Regions from separate parts of the Homo sapiens genome. Here region 2 is linked to region 1. Evidence: chromatin contacts called from ENCODE Hi-C or POLR2A ChIA-PET data. All regions are on one chromosome and are shown on one strand. Each heading gives the region's core, a stretch centred on a gene start or an enhancer-like site at or near the end of the contact. The rest is flanking DNA. Distances are from core to core; before and after follow the strand shown. Region 1 overlaps LOC105372112 (a long non-coding RNA gene). Region 2 overlaps LOC105372112 (a long non-coding RNA gene).

Region 1 (4,095 bases), core at 614-3,113:
AAACATCAAGTTCCTTTCTTTCTACTAAATGATCTGTTTTCTTGGTGCATGTGTGGTATTTTAGGAGGTGTGGTAGCATATTGCTTCATATTATCACCCATTCTGAAATAATCCTTAAATGCTTTTTCTCCTTGACATCCTTGTCAGGTGTTTGTTGTGTCTCTTGTTCTGTTGCATGAAAGGGTGCTTTATAAATAATACACGCTCTATAATTTTTTAAGGTGACAATGGTGGTAACAATCATGATGATGACCATGCTTTAATTAGCCAACTTCTTACTTCATTTTCCTTGAACACATTTTAGATCTCAGTCTTCTTGACCTGTTTTGACAGTTAACATGCAGCAGGGAAAGACGTGGGAATCTGGATCTCTGGGCACTGGGGGATCTGGATTGTCTGCCCTTGGCTAACAGCCTGAACCCATCCAAATGACTTCTTCTCTCTGGGTCTTGATTCCAGTGCCTTGCAAGAATAATGACCCAATTCTACCAAGACTTCTCTCTCTCTCTCTCTCTCTCTGTCTTTTTATTCCCAAGAAAATTCAGAAATCCAGATTTTAGAAAAATCATCTAATTTTAAATGTTGCCAACTAATTCAGATTTAAAAAAAGTTGCAGGCCAAGCAAGCTCAAACTGAGAGTTGACACCTTATCATCTCTGAATGGGAGAATCTAGAAAGCTCCTCTCAGTAAACAGGCTGTGGTTCTTCAGATAATGAGTAAGAAGGGAGATTTTGATTCCCGTCCTAGTCACAAAGTAAAAGGTCCAGAAGTTGCAGGGCCAGGGGACAGGGCTGAGAGCTGCTCCAGCCTTGACCAATCATCAGAATTACCATAGGAGTTGGAAAAATGGTCAGATTACAGATTCCCACTTCAGACACACTAAGCAGGAATCATGCATCTATTTATCCATCCGTCCATCCAACCATCCATCTATCCATCCTTCCATCCTTCCATCTTTTCATCTGTCCTTGCATCCATTCTTCCATCCATTTGTTGGCCTATCATTAATGTATCTATCCATCCATCCTTCCATCTTTTCTTTTTTCCTTTTTTTTTTTTTTGAGACGGAGTCTTGCTCTGTCACCCAGGCTGGAGTGCAGTGGTGCGATCTCAGCTCACCACAACCTCCACCTCCCAGGTTCAAGTGACTCTCCTGTCTCAGCCTCCCGAATAGCTGGGATTACAGGCGCATGCCACCATGCCTGGTTAATTTTTCTATTTTTAGTAGAGACGGGGTTTCACTATTGGTCAGGCTTGTCTCGAAATCCTGACCTCGTGATCTGCCTGCCTTGTCCTCCCAAAGTTCTGGGATTACAGGTATGAGCCACCGCACCTGGCCCATTCTTCCATCTTTTCATCCATCTTTCCATCCATTCTTCCAACCATTTGTTGGCCTATCATTAATGTAAACATCCATCCATCCATCCATCCATCCATCCATCCATCCATCCATCCTTCCATCCATCTGCTCTCCAGCAGATATTTGTTTAAGCACTACTGTGTGTGCTGGACACAGCTATAGCCACGGTGGAGGCAGTGGCCAGGAGAAAATTTATGCCTGGCTGTTCCCAAGTGGCTGATGGGCTCTCCCGATTGCCCATTTACCAGCAGGCTGTGGACTCTGGTTCCTGTAAACTTTGATACCAAGAAAGCTGACTCTGTATAAAATTTAAAAATTGTGAAACAAGGGAGGTTCTGAATGTTTACATTCTGGCCTTTTGGCTCAACTCCAGGAAGAGATACATGTGCAGGGTGCAAGATATAATCAATTCACCAGTTCCCACCAGGAAGTCTTGCTCATGTTAGGGACAAAGAAAGCTGTCTCCACACCAAGACTGACTGCCTGGAACTGGAGCAACAGGGACTAAAACTTTAGAAAGGCAAATAGGAAATACCTTTTTGTTTCTAAAGATTACCCATGGGATAAGATTCAGGGTCAGACACAGAAACTTCCTATTGTTTTATCAATTAGTCATGAGCACCTATCATGCCCACAATCTCTACTGAGTAGAGGACACAAGGAGAGAAATAGGAATTTACATCCCCGCTTTTGAGACAATGAAGGTCTCGTTGAGGTACCTCATTTTTATTGAGAAAGCAATGTGAGACAGGATATAGTCACGTATGCAATTTGCGTGCAGACAGCAAGTGCTGGGGAGGGACTAGACATCTTTGTAAACCTCCTTCTGAGCAGAGGAAACTGTGCTCCTAGTCAGTTATGATTGCTGTTTCTTCTCTTTCCTGTGAGTATGGAGTGATTTCTGGCTGCATTCTCCCTACTCTGCCTGCAGGCTCAGTCAGTCTTTCCCAGGTGGTTAGATAGTTCTTAGCATTAATTTTGAAATCAAATGACTGTGTGAGCTTGGGGAAGTTAGTTAATATCTCTGATCTTCAGCGTCATGTGTAAAATGTGGGCGATCATACCAGCTGTATAGCATTATAATGAAGATTAAATGAGATCGTGTATATTAAAACAACTATGGTGCCTTGGTATTCAATAAATATAATTTCATTTTTCCTTGGAGAAATAGGAATACTGATTCTCCTAAACCTGTGCTCCCCAACACAGTAGCCACCAGCCACGTGTAGCTATTGAGCACTTGAAGTGTGCAGTCTAAATGGAGATCTGCTGTATGTTTTACACACACAGCAGATTTTGAAGATTTTGTGTGAAAAAAATGTAAAATTTGATTACATGTTGAAGTGATAATATTACAAATGGATTAGGTTAAATAAAATATATTGTTAAATTAATTTAACCCACTTTCTTTTAATGTTCTCAAAGTGACAATTTAAAAACTTTAAATTACAAATATGGCTCATGTTGCATTTTTATTGGACAGTACCATAAAACTTTGCCAAGGTAGATGGTCTGGAGTTCCCAGAGATTTTACCTAGTGGGCCATCTCCTATGGATTTGCCTAAGAAGAAAAACTGGGGTGCGGTTTTGTGATGGGGTACAAAGACAATCTTGATTGATTTAAAATGACTGGGACTATCACCGTCCAAAACTCAAGTCAGACATGTAGCTGCTTTTCCCTCATTTGGGATGAAATGAGGTGGGTGTTTGCTGGGATGCTCTGTGAAGACAGAGAAGGAAATTACAATTGTTCAATAAATATTAGCTATATTTATTTTATTCCTCCAGCTCTGGGTCACATAATCATAACCCCTGCAAAAACACCAAAGGTACATTTTTAAAGATCAGGACTATTTCCACTATGATTCAATATTATGCTAGTGTCCTAATAAAAGTAAATGAGAGAAATCACTTGGAACAGCAGTCCCCAACTTTTTTTGCACCAGGGACTGGTTTTGTGGAAGACAATTTTTCCCCTGGGTGAAGGGGGTGGGGAATGGTCTCACTGGCCATTAGATTCTTATTAGGAGAATACAACCCAGATCCCTTGCATGCACAGTTTACAATAGGGTTCGCGCTCCTATGAGAATCTAATGCCGCTGCTGATCTGACAGGAGGCAGAGCTCATGCACTAATGCTCACTCACCTGCTGCTCACCTCTTGATGTGCAGCCCGATTCCTAACAGGCCACAGGCTCACCTCTTGATGTGCAGCCCAGTTTCTAACAGGCCACAGACCGGTACTGCTCCATGGCCCGGGGATTGGGGACCCCTGACTCAGAAGCATAAAAATGGGTTTTTTAAAAAAGCTATCCCAATTTGCAGACAATATGTTAGTGTATTTGTTTGCTAGGGTTGCCATAACAGAATACCACAGACTGGGTGGCTTAAATGATAGAAATTTATTTTCTTGAAGTTCTGAAGGCTGGAAGTCCAAGATGAAGGTGTCAGCAGGGTTGGTTACTCCTGAGACCTCTCTCCTTGGCTTGCAGATGGCTCTCTTCTTGCTCACATGGTCTTTCCTCTGTGCAGGACCATCCTTGTTCTCTATTTTGTGTGTTCAAATTTCCTCTAATTATAAGGACACACATCAGATTGGATTAGGGCCCACTCTAAAGGCCTCACCTTAACTTTACTTCTCTAAGGCTCTATCTCCAAATACAGTCTCATTCTGAGGTACTGAGGCTTGGGGCTTCAACACGTGAAATTTGGGGAAGCACAAGTCAGTCCATGAC
Region 2 (4,095 bases), core at 802-3,301, 41 kb after region 1:
TACCAAAAGTTGCCTCACCTATATGAAATGTCATGTGTCAGGAAAGAGTGTTTCACAAAAGTTAGGCTACATGCGAAAATTCCAGCATTTTCTGTGCTTAGAACCCAGGTCAGGAAACACTGGTCAGGAGCTCTTCCTGCCCGGCCAGTGTCAGGAAGAGTCTCGGGGTTTGGTTCCATTTCCAGCTCCTTGCTGGCAGGGCCAGGTCTGATTTGCTGCTGTCCCCAATGCCAGGTACAGGCAGGTGTCTTCACAAGCATGCGACCTGTGCCGTGGTGGGCCGCACAAGCAGAAAACCCTGTGCTTGGTTTAATGCTCTGCTGTCACCAGCTTGGAATCCTGAATAATTTTATCTGTAAAATTTTTTTTTACTGTGGTAAAATGTATATAACATAAAATTTACCATTTTAATCATGTTTAAGTGTACAGTTCAGTGGCACCGAGGGACATTCACAATGTTCCACAGCCATCACTGCCATGCATCTCCAGAACTTTTTCATCACCCCAAACAGAAATGCTGTACTTATCAACCAAAAACTCCCCCATCCCCCCTTTCCCCGACCCCTGGTAACTTCTATTTTACCTCTATCTCTGCAACTTTGACTACTCTAGGAGCCTCATATAAGCAGAATCGTACAGTATTAGCCTTTGTGTCTGGCTCATTTCACTTAGCATAATGTCCTTAAGGTTCATCCATGGTGGTGCATGAATCAGAATTTATCATTCTTTTTTGTTTTTTGTTTGTTTGTTTTTTTGAGACGGAGTCTCGCTCTGTAGCCCAAGCTGGAGTGCAGTGGCACGACCTCAGCTCACTGCAAGCTCCGCCTCCCAGGTTCATGCCATTCTCCTGCCTCAGCCTCCTGAGTAGCTGGAACTACAGGCACCCACCACCAAGCCCGGCTAATTTTTTGTGTTTTTAGTAAAGACAGGGTTTCGGGTTTCGCTGTGCTAGCCAGGATGGTCTCAATCTCCTGACCTCGTGGTCCTCCCGCCTCGGCCTCCCAAAGTGCTGGGATTACAGGCGTGAGCCACCGCACCCAGCCTTATTCTTTTTTAATGCTGAATAGCATTCCATCATATGGATAGACTACAGTTAATCTATCCATTCATCTGTCAATAGACATTCAGGTTCCTTCCACCTTGTGGCTATTGTGAATAATGCTGCTATAAACATTGGTGTACAAGTTGCTATTTTTAATTATTTAAAAAAGATTATTTTAAAAATTAGTAGATAAAAACCATTAAAACCCAAGGCTGATGGGAAGAAAATGGCAAAAAAAAAAAAAAAAAAAAAAAAAAAAGGATATTGAATGGTAACATACAGGGAATATCTGTTTCTTCCTTATTCATTTATGTCAACCTTTTCATCCATAACCAGTTATCAGATACCTCATAGATTTAATAATAGCTTTAGGGGTGGAAGGAGAGGAATAAACACCCACTGAATATACCTAGTAAGAACATTTAAAAATAATTAAAGAACATTTAAAAATAATTTGAAAATATTTAAAAAGTATATCTTGGAGCAGGGGTAAGAGGGTTCATTCTACCTTCTCACTTAGCCCACCTTTCCTGGCTCAGTCTCCATCCCCAGGGGTTGGGAATTTGTGACCTGGTACAAGTTCCTGGGGGCCTGACGGGCTGAGTGCCCCCAGGAAGTTTCCAAGGGCCCTGGAAGGTTTATAGGCAAGACACCTTGGGGTCATTTCCTCCCCTCTACCATCTGGCCCCATTTGCTGTACTGAAGTGAATTCCAGTAAGATTAACACCCTTGATAAGGGAAGAGAGATGAAGAGGGAAGAGCTCTTTGACTTGGTCCTGGGAAATACACTTCTGTCTCTTGCCACCCTGGAGGGCCAGCAATAGCTGAGCTGCCAGGGAGTGGGGGTCGGGCTGTAAAGTGAGACTTCCTTCAGTCCCCCACCTCCACTTCCTTATATTAGGAATTTTAACAAAAGGAGGAACATGAAACCAGATAGTAATAATCTATCAGCCTTTCATGTTGTCCTGGGAAATCTGCTTGAGAAGCCACACACAGAGGGTGAGTCACAGGGGTCCAGCCTTGCATTGGCTGGGAGGATCTCCTGATCCCTTGGAAGAAAGCTAGTCCTGCTCCTATTGGAGGGGAGCAGACCCAAAGGCCGCAGCGATTGCCTGGCTCGGTGACGCTGGAACGCATTTCTACCACCGGGGCCTCCCAGCTTCTGCTCAGCTCCTGGCAGGCAGTGTGTGTGGCTTCTCGAAACTGTCTGTGAAGTTTGGAAGAAAGTCCTGACTAGGTTAGGAAAATAAGAAAGACAGTCCATGGCACAGCCAACAAAATCTGTGTATGAGTGTCTGCCCCGTAAAGACAGGCCACGAAGTCTGCACCTGGTTCAAATTATCCGACGCATCCCTCCCAGGGGTGGCAATTCTGATGTGACTGAAAAAGTGTGAAGGCTTCTTAATCCTGCAGAAAAATCACACTTTCCATAGTAACAGCTCATTCCTGGTTTGGATCTTAAGACTTGGGCCTGGCAGGCAGGTCAGTGCTCTGAAATCCTAGAAGGGAAGATTTACCAACTCTCCCATGGTAACTGTCTGGAAACTGACTGGCCACAGTGAGCATGGGCTCCTATCTTCTGGGTCAGGCCTCAGCCAACTCTTTTGCTCCCCTCCATCTCTGTGGGCCACCTCTCTCTGTTTCCCATGGACACGTCTTTTCCATTTTCTGGAAGCATATTTGAGAAAAAGAATCAAGAAATTATCGCTTTTTTTTTTTTTTGAGATGGAGTCTCACTCTTTTTGCCCAGGCTGGAGTGCAGTGGCGCAATCTCAGCTCACTGCAACCTCTGCCTCCGAGGTTCAAGCAATTCTCCTGCCTCAGCCTCCCGAGTAGCTAGGATTATAAGCAAGTACTACCATGCCCGGCTATTTTTTTGTATTTTTTAGTAGAGACAGGGTTTCACCATGTTGGCCAGCAGGCTGGTCTCAAACTCCTGACTTCAAGTGATCCTCCTGCCTGGGCCTCCCAAAGTGCTGGGATTACAGGTGTGAGCCACCAAGCCCAGCCGAGAAGTTTTCTCTAGCTCTGCGTGCAATGCATTCTGGGCAATATAGATCTGTTATAAGGACTTGGTGAAAGGGGGTCGGGTAGGGAGACACAATGTCCTAAAATGTAGGAGCTGGAACAATAAGAGCTGGCATTTAAAAAAAAAAAGTTTTCATAAACACCAGCCTTGGTGCCTCATTTCATTTACTCCTTACCACAAATGACTGGAGGTAGTTTCCTGATTTTATAGGTGAAGGCCGGTTAAGTAACTTGTCCCTGTCCACTTGTGTTGTAAGTGGCAGCACTGACATTCGACTCAACCCCATCTCAGCCCAGGGCCCATGTTCTATCACTAAGCTACCCACAAAAGGACTTTGGAGAGCACCTTGCTTAGAGCTCTCATTTATCCAATGCAGTGGAGGCTCCGGGGTCCCAAGGGACTCCCTCAAAGTCATGTAATTAGCTAATGAAAAAGTTGGGATGAGAAGCCAGATGCCCTGTCTCCTGCGCCAGGGTAACATGGTTGAAAGAGCTTGTGACTGTGCCCTTAGAGTCGGGGTGACCTCAGGCAAGCTGATGATCACTGAGCTGCCAAGTCGCCATCCGTAGAACCAGCATGGAAGAGACCTACCTCGTAGTTTGCAGTGAGGGTTAGATGCAAGAGTCGACGCAAAGCTCCCAGTGTTGAACCTGGTGCTTGTTGGAGATTTAACACAGTTACTATTATTTACTCTGGCAATGGTACCATCCTATTTCACTCACACAGTTTCTCCTTGTTTGCTAAGATAATAACTAAGTCTGTTTCCTCGGCTGGACAGGGGCGGAACTGGGCACAGGGCAGGCCCCTGCCGACCCTTACAGATCAGCAGAAAGAACCTCTTACTTGGCCCATGGTTTGGAGTAATAATCAAAATCCGTGCTTGGGATCCAAGAACTGGGCTGAGCCCTGGGCTGGAGCCGACCTACCATGAGGGAGATGACAATACAGTGACCAATGTCCCAGTTTACACAGGACTGAGGGGTTTCCCGGGACGTGGGCCTTTCGGTCCTCAAACCAGAACATT

The links. A loop is a pair of places that touch in the nucleus more often than their neighbours do. ChIA-PET counts read pairs that join two places held with the same protein, here RNA polymerase II (POLR2A). Pooled maps may share reads with other maps.
Region 2: a loop to region 1 is called in a map of endothelial cell of umbilical vein, with 5 times the contacts of the local background. The contact joins two enhancer-like sites. A Hi-C loop is called at or near these places in 10 of 168 maps with a recorded cell type or tissue (Caco-2, Calu3, IMR-90 and 7 more), 1 of 37 single-sample maps with no recorded cell type and 10 of 50 pooled maps. POLR2A ChIA-PET finds 5 or more read pairs at or near these places in 5 of 52 experiments (AG04449, Caco-2, HEK293 and 2 more).

What each region holds. Positions count from the first base shown.
Region 1 is chr18:49,683,713-49,687,807 of GRCh38, forward strand. The region is part of intron 2 of LOC105372112 (a long non-coding RNA gene); the gene reads left to right. Among named protein-coding and RNA genes, the nearest start is that of LIPG, 120 kb to the left of the region's middle. Within about 2 kb of position 1,864, at least 3 of the 41 ENCODE cell types and tissues checked have a DNase peak (open chromatin) inside an H3K27ac peak, as active enhancers do; they include PC-9 and endothelial cell of umbilical vein, where a contact is called at or near this core.
Region 2 is chr18:49,724,245-49,728,339 of GRCh38, forward strand. The region is part of intron 3 of LOC105372112 (a long non-coding RNA gene); the gene reads left to right. Among named protein-coding and RNA genes, the nearest start is that of ACAA2, 87 kb to the right of the region's middle. RefSeq lists enhancers at 1-285, 1,541-2,286, 2,287-3,030. Within about 2 kb of position 2,052, at least 6 of the 41 ENCODE cell types and tissues checked have a DNase peak (open chromatin) inside an H3K27ac peak, as active enhancers do; they include PC-9 and endothelial cell of umbilical vein, where a contact is called at or near this core.